Regions from separate parts of the Homo sapiens genome. Here region 2 is linked to region 1. The links are chromatin contacts, found by Hi-C or POLR2A ChIA-PET in ENCODE. All regions are on one chromosome and are shown on one strand. Each heading gives the region's core, a stretch centred on a gene start or an enhancer-like site at or near the end of the contact. The rest is flanking DNA. Distances are from core to core; before and after follow the strand shown.

Region 1 (6,886 bases), core at 2,136-4,635:
TGCTCATCTACATTATCAACACCTGGTTTGAGTCACTATCCTATTTGACCAGTCCCTGGATCTACTTCTTGGTTTACATTAAATACTCATCAGGATGGACATACAGTGGTCTCCTTCCAAATTATTATAAGTGAAGCTCAGAGATTCAGGTGTTTCTAAATGCTGAATAATAACAGATCATGTGTTTAACTTGGAATTCTTACAATAAGCTGATAGTTCTGGGTGCTTTATTTGAGTGTGATTTTCCTGGGTCCCCTTATCTACCAGATTAATATCTTACTCTATAATATTTTGGAGACCTTCATCATGCTTTGACTGAATGTCAAAAGAATTTGACCAAGAACAATGATACGACCAGCTCTGGCATGAATGTGACCATTTATCTAAGCCAAGCACACAAAGCAGGGTTAGTTTTTGAAACTGACTCACAGATTTAGGAGAAAATTTAAGTGGGTATCATTTTATCTGAAACTCTATCAGACAAATGCTTAAGCACAATATTTTCCTAGGAGAAATAATGTATTTTGAGAATACTGAGATAAGAATTTAATGAAAATTAAGGTAAAATAGAAAATCTTAATTTAAGTATTTATACAATTACAGGGAAATTTACATGAAAAAGGTCACTTAAAAATGAATATAAAGCAAATGTAAATACACTTCTCTGTTCATGCCATATAGAGGATGAATTTGTTTCTGGACAGGTTTAGAGAGCTCTCTAACCTTCTGTCTTCTAAATTTCCAATTAAAATATGGGCACAGGGAGTAGAGGAATGTGTTTGTTTACAGTTGGCAAAAACTGATTTCCTGTTTCTAAGAAAAAAAAGCTTTTCAAAGCCTTTTTGGACTTCAAATAGCTCTTGCAAAACAATATTTTGATGAGCTAAGTGTAAATGAATCAGGAACATATGGATTGGATTTCCATTGAGATACACATGGGTTTAAACATAAGCTGAAGAGAATGCCTGGTAAGTTATACTTAGAATTGATAAAAACCAAAGTGTAGTATATTTTTCAGAACTTGTTTTGAGACACACCCACCTCCCAGCCCAAACACTGGGAGTTTATTTTCTTTTCTTAAGAAATCTTTTCTGAAAGGTGGATGTTACTTGTTCATTACTGAAAAAGAGTCAAGTTTTAAGGAGCAGCTTCCAAGCGATGTTATTACATGCATCTACCTATCAGAAGGAGTAGAAAGAAGATGTTATTACATGAATCTACCTATCCGAAGAAACCCTCAGGGCCACCAACACAAATAAATTATCATTTTGATATTTTTTCTTGCCCTTTCTACTTTCTGTTCCACTTCCCTGTCCTCAAACAGAAGTATCTAAGCACGGGAGGATAGAGAATGAAATCTTGTAATTGCTAAAGCATGCATGCCCAGGTATAGCTTTCATTGCATTTATAAAGGTGGCTTTACAATAGTTCTAAAAATGTTTAAAGTGAATAATCTCAAAAATATGCCATCCTCCATCCTGGGTGATATTTAAAATTGCACTAGGGACCATCTTGATACAAGATGTTATAACACTAAATAATTTGGGATTAGAAATTCTTACACATAGAAGAGATGATTACATGGTTAATGCTATTTATATAGCCTAATCCTTTAAGAGTCTCTGGGGTTTGTGAAACAATACAAGACATACCTCTCTTAGCCACTCAACAACAAACTTGCACCAGATGTTGTTATGAATGTTGTTTGTGTCTCCTAGGATTCATATGTTGAGTCCTAATACCTGGGAATGTGACTGTATTTTACAGAGAGGGCCTTTAAAGCAATAATTTTCTTAAAATAAGGTCAATAGGGTGGGTTCTAATCCAAGATGACTGGTGTCCTTAGAAGAAGAGATTAAGACACAGACAAGCTCAGAGGTTAAGACCATGTGAAGACACAAGAAGAATGTGGCCATGCACAGGCCTCAGAATAAACCAACTCTGCCAATAACTTTGTTTTGGACTTGCAGATTCCAGAATTGTGAGAAAATATATTGTCATTGTGTAAGCCATCTGGTCTGATATTTTGTTATAGCAGCCCTAGCACATTAATAGATAAACCTATTTGCTCTTCACCATTTACAAATAATTATGACTCTTAACTATAGGCCACTGTCTAGTTTTGTTCCCTATTACACCTGGAAGCTATCTTCCTAGAACCTAAACTTTTGACCATCAGGCTTAAAAGCCAGGGACTCTATAATCAGCAGCCTACAAGAAAATGCATACTTAAGCCAAGACAAGGTCCAGTTCTCCTGATCATAGTGTAATCTGTTCTTAGTATTCCTCCGACAGATGCTGAATCCTATTCCTTTCCCTGATCAGATTCTGTTTTTTGCCCATTTCCCATATGCTCAGTTTATATTTTCAGTTTTATTCTTTTCTCCCAAAGTTAAGCCTATTTCCTCAACATGGCCTAATACCTGTATTCCATTCTCACAGTCAAGCAATGGACTCATGATTAGTCATATTTTTCTCATTAATAAGAACACTGGTGACATTCTTGCCATGTGATGGCTTAACTGCTACACTTTGGAGGCACATCCTCCTCCTCTTCCTTCATCAACTTGGCCCACTCAGGCCTGCTGTCTTCTCTAAACTAATCTGAATTTCCTTACAGGATAATTGCTCCAGGCTCTGGCATCAGAGTGGCTATGTTCTTATTCTGACCCCCTTTCATATGAACTAGGTGGGAAATTCCTTCATCTGAAAATAGGGATAATCATAGAATCTATTTCACAGGGTTGTAGGGGACTTGAATAGAATGGTGTATGAACAGAGCTTAGGATTTCTCAAAAGCTCAATAAATGTTAGATAACTTGTTAGGAATGATAATGGCTTCTCTAAAATGTGAATATGCATTGTTCATTGACAGCAATCCTATGAAGGGGGAATTAGCTTTATCTATTTGAGATAAAAAAAAGCCTGAGCAAAACCTGACTGAGTGCAAAAACAATGGTTTTCATGCATTTTCCAGCATGGTTCCACCTTGGAAGAGAAAGTCAAGGGAAATGAGCCAGATATAATGATTCACTGTAGCCTAAATACATCATGGCTTCATTGGGGGCCACTGGGGAGAACAACTCACTTTGGAAAAGGGATTAATATGTTATAACCAAGACTATGGATAAGCTTTTAGACCTTTCTTTTTAAAAAAATAATTTTTTTTGTGCTTTGAGTTTCTGTTTTATAGACCTTTCTTAAGAAGATAGTTGGAGCAAATTCCTATAGTTAGAAACAAACTCATTATATGCTCCAAAGGCCTGAATCCAATGTTCTGACTAATGGATCTGAAATAAAACATTATTTATATCCATATTATACAATGAATGAATTGGCCAGGAAACTGAGGGTGTGTTGATGACTTTGAGTCTTAGTGAATAGGGTGATCTCATGACCACAGCATTCTGGAGAGGTGCATTAGTGCACTTTCATGTCATCTGTGGGAGCCTTGACATTGAGAAGCATGACAGTAAATTACATCATTCAAGTCTTGAAGCAAACCAGTGGAGTTAGGTTCATTCTTCTTGCTCCCTCCTTATTGTATTTTGCTGACCACAGTATGTTCTCTGTTTGGAGTGGGGGTGGAGGCAAGAAGCCACAAATAGCATAAGCAGGAGTTGATGCTTCAAGGGGGTTATCATGATTGGAGCTGTGCCTTCATGCAATGTCTTGCACTGTTATCTGTCATTTGTTTTGCAAAGTGTTAATACACAAAATCATTTGGAAACTCCATCAAAGACAGATGGCATTATGCCATATGAGGCCATGAGACTAAGAGACTGTCTTCTCAAGGGCCAAGTGCAGGAAAATAGAAAGCTGATTTTAAAGATCTTCCTCCTCTATTTTCACCTTCTCGTCTAACTGATTTTAATTGTTCTCTAAAGTTATGAGTAACACAGTTTATAGCAATTTCCACACATTTCCCTAAGAAAAATGCTGCCATAAACACACATAATTAAAATATGTGAAGTATCAGGTTATCAACATTATATTACTAAATAAGACTAACACAGTAATTACTCCCAAGAAGGCATGTATAGGTCTTTCTGTGTGGGTGTTCATATGTGCAACACTGAAGGGGAAGAAGGCTGTGGCAGGAAATGTATCCCTTAGGAAAGAGTAGGAATGTAATCAAGTGCATTTTGATTCCAAGGAAATGACTACATTGACTTCAACATTTTTCACATGAAGGTTGCAGGACCTTGTACTGACTATCAAGTTTCAGCTCAAAGTTACCAGGAAGAAAGGCTGTCCTCAGCTGTAGTAGCCTGGATCTCTAAACTCTGATGCTCTTCTCTATTATTCATTTTAAATTTTGCATAATGCATACCATTATCTGCAAGTTGTTTGTGCTTTTTGGTATTTATTATCTCAGTTTTCTCACCAGAATGTGGGCTATGTGATAGCAGAAACTTAGTTCATCATATTCATTATTGTGTTTTCAACACATAGAACACAGTCTGCCACAAAGGAGATGTTCAATCATGATTGCTCCAATAAGAAATAAATGATTGATTGAATATCCATGTTGTTAAGAGAAATGTTTTCAAAGAAAAGCATGAACCAGTTTGTTTATTCTATTAATAATGTTGGCCATTGGAATTAAAGCCAGCTCTGTACACTAAAGCATAGATTATCAGGGAAAATGTGTGACTTTTTACTTACCCTTCTCAATTCATGTATTTCTTTTGTGTGTTCATTCAACAAACATTAACACAGCTCTTATTTTGTGCCAAATGTAGTACTTTTGAAATGAGCACACTAAAAAGTAAAATACAGTTCCAGTTACATTTACTATGTAACTAGCAAGGAAAAAGTTAAGCAGAAAATAATAAGCACCTGGTAAAAGTTCTTTCCAAGTGGACTGCCATTATGTCTATTACCAAAACATGTGAGAGGCAATTTTTTAACAAATACCATAAGGTTACTTCTAAAAACATAACAAGATTGAGTATATAATGAAGTTTTAGGCTAGAAATAGTTTTCATGAACAGTTGAGTATCAGATAAGATATAATTCAATTATGCTTTTTAATATTACCACCTCCCAAGAAGATACTACTCCATATGGCAAGAAGTTTGGGCAGGGAATGTGGATGAACCCCATGATACTTTACTCAGAAAAGTTTCAAAGTGGGAAGGTATTTCTTTCTCTGTCTTCCCTGTTCCTTGACTCCAAGCCCAAGTGTTTATGGCAAGCAGAAAATAAGCATATACTCTTTTCTCCCCTTTGATTACTCTTGCCTCTGCAGTCATGATCCTATTTTCTCACTTTCCACCACCTCACTTTTTCTATGTCTAGGCTGAAACTGCAGACTTTGGAAACAGTGGGACAAGAAGTTAAGAGTTGTGAATAGCAGGACAATAACAGGTAATAAAATAAGGTTTTGCATGGTATTTTCTCTGTCTAGAGTTTCAGAGATGAGTAAAGAAAACAGAAATGGAAGAAAAAAGCTACCCCAAAAGAACAAAGGTACCTTCCATGAAAATCTACTGGATACAAGCAATTGATCTGCGTTCTGCCTGAGGCCCACAAGTACTCAAAGACTTCAGAAGGAGACTGGTTAACCATCTTAGTGAAAAAGAGCAGAGCCACAGGTGACCGATTTATTCTGTCTGTTCATAAAAATCTTAGTCCAGATCATTAAAGAGGATATATATACAAATATATACATATACATATATACACACATATACATATATATATACACATTCACATACATATATACATTCATACATACATATATATATATGCTAGGTGATATATCAACTAGAAGGCACACTATAGAATAAGACAAGGGATACTACACTAAAAATACTTGTAAAAACTGAACTAAAATATGTAGAGTAATTTTTCAGAAGAGTTCCTATATACTTCAGCAAAATGTAGTGGATAATAAAGAGAAAAAATGTCATAAGAAAGTTTAGTTGAATGAAAGAAGTGTATGAAAAGATAACAATATGAGATGAAAAGGTGAAAAGAAAGAATAATAAAATTATAAAAGAGAGAAAAAGAAAACTAAAATCATAGGATCAAAATTAAATATGGGAGGTAAAGACAGAAAACATCAAATCTGATGTTACAGAAAACTAAAATATGGAAGACAAATTTCAATAGAGCTTCCAAAATTTAGAAGCAAAGACTTAGAGATTAACATTAATAAAACAGAAAGAAAACCAAATACTCAGAAAAATGTTGATACCAAAGAACTGGGAATACATGAGACAGAGGTTATTTTTCCATATCTCACTGAAAACAAATTTTGGAGATTAAGATAGTTTAATGCAGGCACATGAAAAGGGGAAAATTATTGCTACATAAAATTGATTAAAATATTAATAATCAGAAAACATAGTGGATGTCTACAAATCAATAAAATGAAAAAATGTGTGTAAAGATACAATTCATAGAAAAGACCTTCTAAAAAGATGCTCAACTTCACTAGTAATCAAGATAGCACTAAATTTAAAAATTAGATACCATTTCAGTTGTACTAGATTGGCACAATTTTGAAATTAAAACTTGTAGTAGTAAAGATGTCAGAAAACAAAACATTTTTAGAGTATTCACATGGATATACATGGTGACAGTACACGTATATTTCATTTTAATTGTCTTATATATGGATATGTCACGATTATTTCATACATTTATCTAGTGATGGCATTTGGATTCTGCCTATTTTTTTCTCCTTAATAATGTCATAAAATGTTGTTATGCCTAGATGGTAAGCTTGTGAATGGTTTTCCTTAAAAGAAAACTCCTTCTGACTTATGAATTGTAAAATAATCAATAAAATAAAATAGAGCATATCACTAAGTGATCAAGGAAAGTTGAGCCATATATGGGTTGGTGTATTAGTCTATTTTCATGCTGCTGATAA
Region 2 (6,886 bases), core at 1,475-3,974, 49 kb before region 1:
GCTGTTTTTCTTTTTTAAAAATAATTTAAACTTTTATTTTAGATTCAGGGGGTTCATGTGCAGGTTTTTTACATGGGTATATTGTGTGATGCTGAAGTTTGGGGTACAAATAATTCTGTCACCCAGGTAGTGAGCGTAGTATACAATAAGTAGTTTTTCAGCCCTTACCTCCCTGCCCCCATCTCCCTCATTTAGTAGTCTCGTGTCTATTGTTCCTATCCTTTTGTCCATATGTACCCAATGTTTAGCTCCCTCATGCAGTATTTGGTCTTCTATTTCTGTGGTTAATTCATTTAATAAGCCATTATTTTGATGCTTTTCGTTCCCTCCACAATCCACAGACATTTTTGGGGTTTATCTACAGGCAAAGTCTTAGTTTACTACAGGGGAAGATGTCCTCAGTGTTTTGGTAAAGAGAACAAATGAATGTAGTTCCCTACTGATTAATTGATACAGTGTACACTTATTTTAATGTAGAATGGTCTTAAAGAAATAGAAACAGTTTTAGACAGCTAATCTGCCATCTGGAATATAAGATATAAGTACATGTTCTCTATTAAATTTTAATCAGGACACAACCTGGAGTCTATAAAAGAAATTGCTGACAGATTTGGCTACACAAAAATTCAAATGTCCCTATGATGAAGTTTCCACATTCCAAGTTAAAAGATAAACAACAGGCTAAGAGAAACATTTACACTAAGCAAAAGAAACAAAGGTGTTCATTATAGGTAAAGAATTTCTTAGAATCATGAAGAAAAAGAAAGATCCAAAGAAAAAATGGGGCAAATACGTAAACAGGCAACTCAGAACAAACAAACAAACAACACAAATGTCCAGTGTAGGTAAGACTTGTTCAACCTCAGTAGTAATTTAAAAAGGCAAGTGAGAAAACAAGTTTTTTTTTTTTTACAAAATATTGACAAAACATTTTTTAATTGATAACAAATAGTGATTGAGAGACTGTGCAAAACAATAGTCTAGTCACAGACAACTTGGTGGAATATAAATCGTTTTTGCTCTTTGTGAGAGAACTTTGGTAGTATCCATAAATTTAAAATGCATATATCCTTTCACTTATGGATTTCAGTACAATCTAGCCTATAAAATTACTAGCATGTATGGTCAAAGATGTATACCTAAGAATGTCAGTTTCAGTATTATTTATAATAACAAAAAGCTGGAAATACCCTCATTATGTATCAATAATGTAATAATAAATCCTGAAACGTTATGCACCCGTCAAAAATGAGATAGATTTATAGGTCTTGATTTTTTAAAAAAGATCTCTTTGGTGTAGTAAGTGAACAAAATCACTTCACAGAATAAAACATATAGTATGAGTGAATTTGTAGGTTTCTAAAATTTATATGATTGCATATATACATCTATGCATATAAAAATATTTACAAGGGCTGGATGGATTTTATAAGGGTTGGATGAATACTATTGTGGGGAAGTATGAATTTACTTCTGGGGAAGGGAATCATTTGGGAAAGTGGGACTTCATAAAAGATTTTCATTGTTTAATGTGTATAGCCCTACATTATGTAAATATTCTACGATAAAAATATTTTCTTATATAATTGGAAAAATAAACAATAGATATTAAAAAACCTCCCTAATATTGGAGAAAACAGTAAAGTTAAAGACTTCTTAAGGGAAAAACAAAGCACACCTGTTCTAACTGTAAGAAAAGCTTCTGAACTTCCTGGCTATGCCTATCTTTGACAAAATGCTAGTGCTGTGTTAAAAGAATACATTAAAATTTAACACTTTATGATTAAATGTAAGATTTAGGGTGTGGAGATTTCAAACTGTGAATTTGCGTAAAATTTAGTTTGCTTGTTGCTGCTGTTTTTTTTTTCTTGTAAAGCTGTAGCTGATAAAAAGTCTTGTGAGAGAGAGAGGAGAGAGTAACTGATGCTTAGACAAAATAAAGTCATTATCATATGACAAGGTCTTTCTCATTCCATTCAGGCCCCTTAATAACTTTATTGCATCTCTAGGTATAAAGATCATATCTCACAAGGGAAGAAACTGCATTATATATGCTGGGCAGCTGCCTACCTACCATTCTCATGCATTTGTTGCGAGAGCAACATCTGTGTTCTTTCTACATGTAGAGGGCTCCGCTGCCATCCTTCCCAAAACTTCTGGAGGTCACCGTTTTTACAACAGGATATCTCTCGCACCAGTGACCTGCATTTTAACACTTTGCCCTGTTATCTATAGAAAGAGAGGTTCTTTCCAAATCCCAGGAGTGCGTTAAACGTTATTTCTGAGGTAAATCAGACTCACACAAAGTTAGCGTTCCCCAAAGGGGGGGGGGGGGTGGTGCCTCAGTATAAAAATGTCCCCCAGTGGATAATTCATCATGTGATATTTCAAGCACTGAGAAAGCAGAAGTAACAACATTTGGAAAGAAAGGGTGGAATTTCCTTCCTTTACATGTGTGAGGAGCGCGCGCCTGTGTGTGGGGGGTGGGGTGGGGGGCTATGGGAAGGAGTGGATCTTGTAGTGGACAGCATTCTTTGAATATAAATATACATGTAAACATATAAATATATAAATATATATGCGCGCATTTTTCTCCTGCATAAAGGAGTCAGGCCGATCTCTTTCTATTTGATCTTAATCCCTCTCCCCCGCCAGCGTGGCCCAGGAGCACCCCTCTCTTTCTAATAAACGGCTGGCAGAGCAAGCCGTTCACGCAGTCCCCTTTGATCACCTTGGAGCTGTCAGCCCTTGCTGCTGTTTTCCTCCCAGCTCTTGTTCCTGCCTAAAAGTGGAAGTAATACCCACTGAAAGAAATACCCCAGGTGTCCTGCAAAGCATTAATCTATTTCTTCTTTTTCTTCTTTTTTCCTGAGGCCCACCCTCCCAGCTTGAACAAATCCCCCTCTTCCTCCCTCCTCCCCTCTCTGCAGAATCCCAGTTCCTTTTGAGACACCCTCCACTGTGCTGGCGTGACCCCCTGGGCCCTCGCTGTCTGAGAAGCTACCACCCGGCCAGACAGGGGAGGCTCCGCCCTGCCCCTGCACCCGCCGCCCTCTCCCCGGCCGCACGGGAGCCCGGATCCCGCAGGCATCTGTGTTCGCAGGTTCTGCCGTTTGCTTTCGGGAAGGCGAGCATTGTTTTCCTCTGGATGCAAGCTTTTGCTGACCCACACCCCCCTTCCCCAATGCCTCCGCTTCCCTTCCCCCTTCGGGGACTTGGGATTGCCCTGCAGACTCCCTGGACTTGAGCGTTTTGGTCTCTGGCTGCAGTGTTTGTGAGAGAGGCTGCGGATGCGACCCAGCTCCGGCTCAGCTGCGCGCGTTTGCAAATGCGGCTGCGTCCAGACAGGGCATGGAACACATTTCCAAGCTCACGTCCCCGTTTCTTGTTTACAGCTGAGATTATAAGCAATCTATGTGCCCTCTTATCATCGTGTCAGGCAATGATATATAGTTTGTAAATATTATTTAAAGGAAATGATTTGCAAAGGCAAACAATTTTAAGCAAAGTATATGGACCATGAGGTTTGTCTTTAATGTACTTACCAGAAGGACAGAGAAGGGGGCTGGGAGACCGGAAAATTATGGGGTGAGGTGTGTGGGTGGGGGAAAAGGTGGCGGGGATGACTCAAAGGATTCTGGTGATTCGATGACAGTGACATAACTAATTAAATGTAATGTTGCTTAAAAGCCTTTGCTCTCTTTCTGAAATTGCTCGAAAGTATGCATTATTAAAGAAAAAAAGATAATGTAGAAGGAGGGGGACTTAGAATGACTGAATACAACTCATTGTGCTGGCTCAAAAATGTCAAACTGCAGTGGAAAGAAATACAGCATTACAGGCTGGTGCGCTGAGGCCCCAGCTAGGGAAGGGGGAACTGTTAAGTGGAAAATTCCTGCAGAGGACTCGTTTCCATTTCCAATGGGAAGAAAGAGAGTGTTGTTGGAAGCTGGCAGATCTTTGGAAAATACAGGGGAGCACAGGGAAAATGACAAAAATGATCTCATTGAACTCTGAGAAATCTAGCAAACAAATAGCTTTAGCCAACCTACCACATTCTTATAGTGCCTGTGCCTGCATACCAAGACTGAGAAAGGATGAAATCTCAGCTCTCCCTCTCTCTGGTCCCCCTTGTCTCCTGAGAGGAAAGGAATGATGCTTGAGACACTGGCAGCAGCAGAGGATCATGACTGTAGAAATGTGTCTATGAGTACATGTGTGCTCCTCAAATAGACTTGTGTGCTTAGGGAGATACTTACTTTGCATCCTGAATACTAAAATGATGGTGCAGCTGTATTTGTTGAACACTAGAGGATTTCAGTTTAAGGAGCATTTTTCTGTCCGAAAGAACCACAAATCCTAACAGGAGTCACCAGGTTTTGCCACCCAGGGGTGGTCTCTGTTAGTGGGTTTTCTTCTAAGGATAGCCTGAATTGCATCACGAGCAGCTAGGTGATGGAGCAGGGCGAGAGCAAGCACATCTCAGAAGCTGTGTGCAGGTGTATTCGTATAACCGCGACCAGGAATTTTAGAATTATCATTACATGTTCCAGTGGAGAAAAACAGAGACTAATAAGAAGCCACGTTTTTTCTTATTCTGTAAAGCTTCTGTCAAGAAGAAAGAAAAATGCCAGGCAGTGAATGCACTGCATGTACACAAATGAAGTTCAAACGATCTTCATTTGCTATGCTGATTTTTTCTCTATCAGATCCACAGCACACTGACAAGCTAAAGAAAACTTGTTTTACATTTATGGCTAGGATATGTGTGTATGTGTGTTGAGTAACACTTTTAAATATATTCCTTTCCATAGTAGTCTGATAATTTAATAACTGGTGAATTATATTGAAAACACTTTATTAAAACTATTTGACATTTCAAGTAAACTTTATTAAAAACTACAGATGACTGAATTTACGTGGTCAATATTCTACCTACTGACAAATCCAAAGCATAGATCAGCATATCTTGTATCAGTCCAATGTCTCCTCCAAAAATTTAATTTTATTTGGATATGTAAATTCAATGCTATGATGGACCTTGGGACTTGTAAATTTTACATAGAAAACAATATTTGGTTCAGACCAATTCTTAAGTTATGTCCAATTGCCAAGGCAATGCCCATAGTAATTGAAGAAATATACTGTGAGTTACTCATTATATATTTAAGATATAAATGTTCTTGTCTGTTCTTACAAACAGCTTACTTACATAGAGTTTTAATGAGATATAAGTCATATCCCATAACATTCACTTACTTTAAGTGTTCAATTCAATGGTTCATATATTATTTACGTTATGCCACCACTACTACAGTTTCATTTTAAGATGTTTTCATCACTCTATAAAGAAAGATTGTGATTATTTATGATCACTATCCATTCCTGCCCCAGCCCTAAGTAATGTTTTTGAGGTCCGTCCATGTTGTTCCTTTTAATTGCCAAATAGTTTTCCATTGTATAGCTATACCATACTTTATTTATCGATTCATCAGTTGACGAACATCAGTTGACGAACAGAAATGTTTCCATTTCTGGGCGTGGTGATTAATGCTGCAATGAACATTCACATATAAGTCATTGTGCAGACATGTTCTCATTTATTTTTGGTAGATACCTAACTAAGTGTGGAATTGCTATATCATATGGTATGCTTACATTTTTCAGAAACTGCCAAATTGTTTTCCAAAGTGGCTGTACAATTTTACATTCTTACCAAAAGCATATGAAAGTTATAATTGCTCCAAACAGTAACACTTGTTATTGTCTGTCTTTTTGATTATAGCCATTCTGGTGAGTGAGAAATAATATCACATTGTGGTATTGATTTGCATTTTGTTATGTTCAATCACGTGCATCTTTACCTGTGTTTATTAATCATTTGTGTATCTTCTAAGGAGAAATATCTAAATATTCAAAACCTTCCACCATTTTTTTAGTTGTGTTATTTGGTTTTTATTGCTCACCTGTTAGAATCCTTTTTATATTCTGGGCACAAATCCTGTACTGGATATATGATTTATGAATGTTTTCTCTCAGTTTGTGGGTTAGTTTGTTATTTTCTTGATGGTGTCTTTCAAAGCAGCAAAGTTTTTATTTTAACTAAGTTTAATTTATCAATTATTTTTCTTTTATCATTTGTGCTTTTGTTGCCATATCTAACTTTCCAATACAGTCTTAAGATATTTTATTTACTCAATATGTATTTTTTAATAACCTACCATGTGCCTATCACTATATTAGAATGGAAAGATAACTGAACTACAATAATACTGGTAATTTATAGCTTGGATTTGAGGACAAAGCCAGTAATACACCTTCATCATCTTAAGGTTTCTGATGATAGAGCGTCTCAGAGTTCCAGAAAGGATTGAGCCACTTTTAAATTTTAGAATCACTTCTCGGCCTTTTGGCTAAGATCAAGTGAATTTTTTGAGATTCCAGGTATATTTTTTAAGGTGCCAAAAGAGTTTTGAAATAGTAGTATATCTGAAATATACCTTAACAATTTTAACATGCATAATGCAATATATCTATGCAGTCTTAAGACAAATTTCATAATTATAAAAATGTAAACTGCTGTGCTACATTGAGTGTGTCTCAGTCACAGGACAAAAGTTTGACATTGATGATGAACATCTTTCAATGTAGTTTCTGAATGTACAGCTTTGTTTGAAAACTACATCAAAGGTCTAAATTTGATGCCATAAACCACTTCTTTACCCCAGGAAAGATATATTGTATCTGAAGATTTTTCTTAATTTTTCTCACTCAAATACTGCCATTTACATGGATGTCCATGTTCTGACATGACTTTGTAGGAACACTGACCTTTCCTCCACATGGAAAGAGGTAGAGAGAAGTTGTGTTAGGTCATTCTCATGTT

The links. Hi-C counts contacts between places; a loop is a spot of excess contacts on that map. ChIA-PET counts read pairs that join two places held with the same protein, here RNA polymerase II (POLR2A).
Region 2: a map of OCI-LY7 shows a loop between it and region 1 (5-fold over the local background). The contact joins two enhancer-like sites. A Hi-C loop is called at or near these places in 1 of 168 maps with a recorded cell type or tissue (OCI-LY7). POLR2A ChIA-PET finds 5 or more read pairs at or near these places in 2 of 52 experiments (HEK293 and OCI-LY7).

What each region holds. Positions count from the first base shown.
Region 1 is chr2:226,076,371-226,083,256 of GRCh38, forward strand. No RefSeq gene overlaps it. Among named protein-coding and RNA genes, the nearest start is that of MIR5702, 580 kb to the right of the region's middle. Within about 2 kb of position 3,386, at least 5 of the 41 ENCODE cell types and tissues checked have a DNase peak (open chromatin) inside an H3K27ac peak, as active enhancers do.
Region 2 is chr2:226,028,172-226,035,057 of GRCh38, forward strand. No RefSeq gene overlaps it. Among named protein-coding and RNA genes, the nearest start is that of MIR5702, 630 kb to the right of the region's middle. Within about 2 kb of position 2,725, at least 27 of the 41 ENCODE cell types and tissues checked have a DNase peak (open chromatin) inside an H3K27ac peak, as active enhancers do.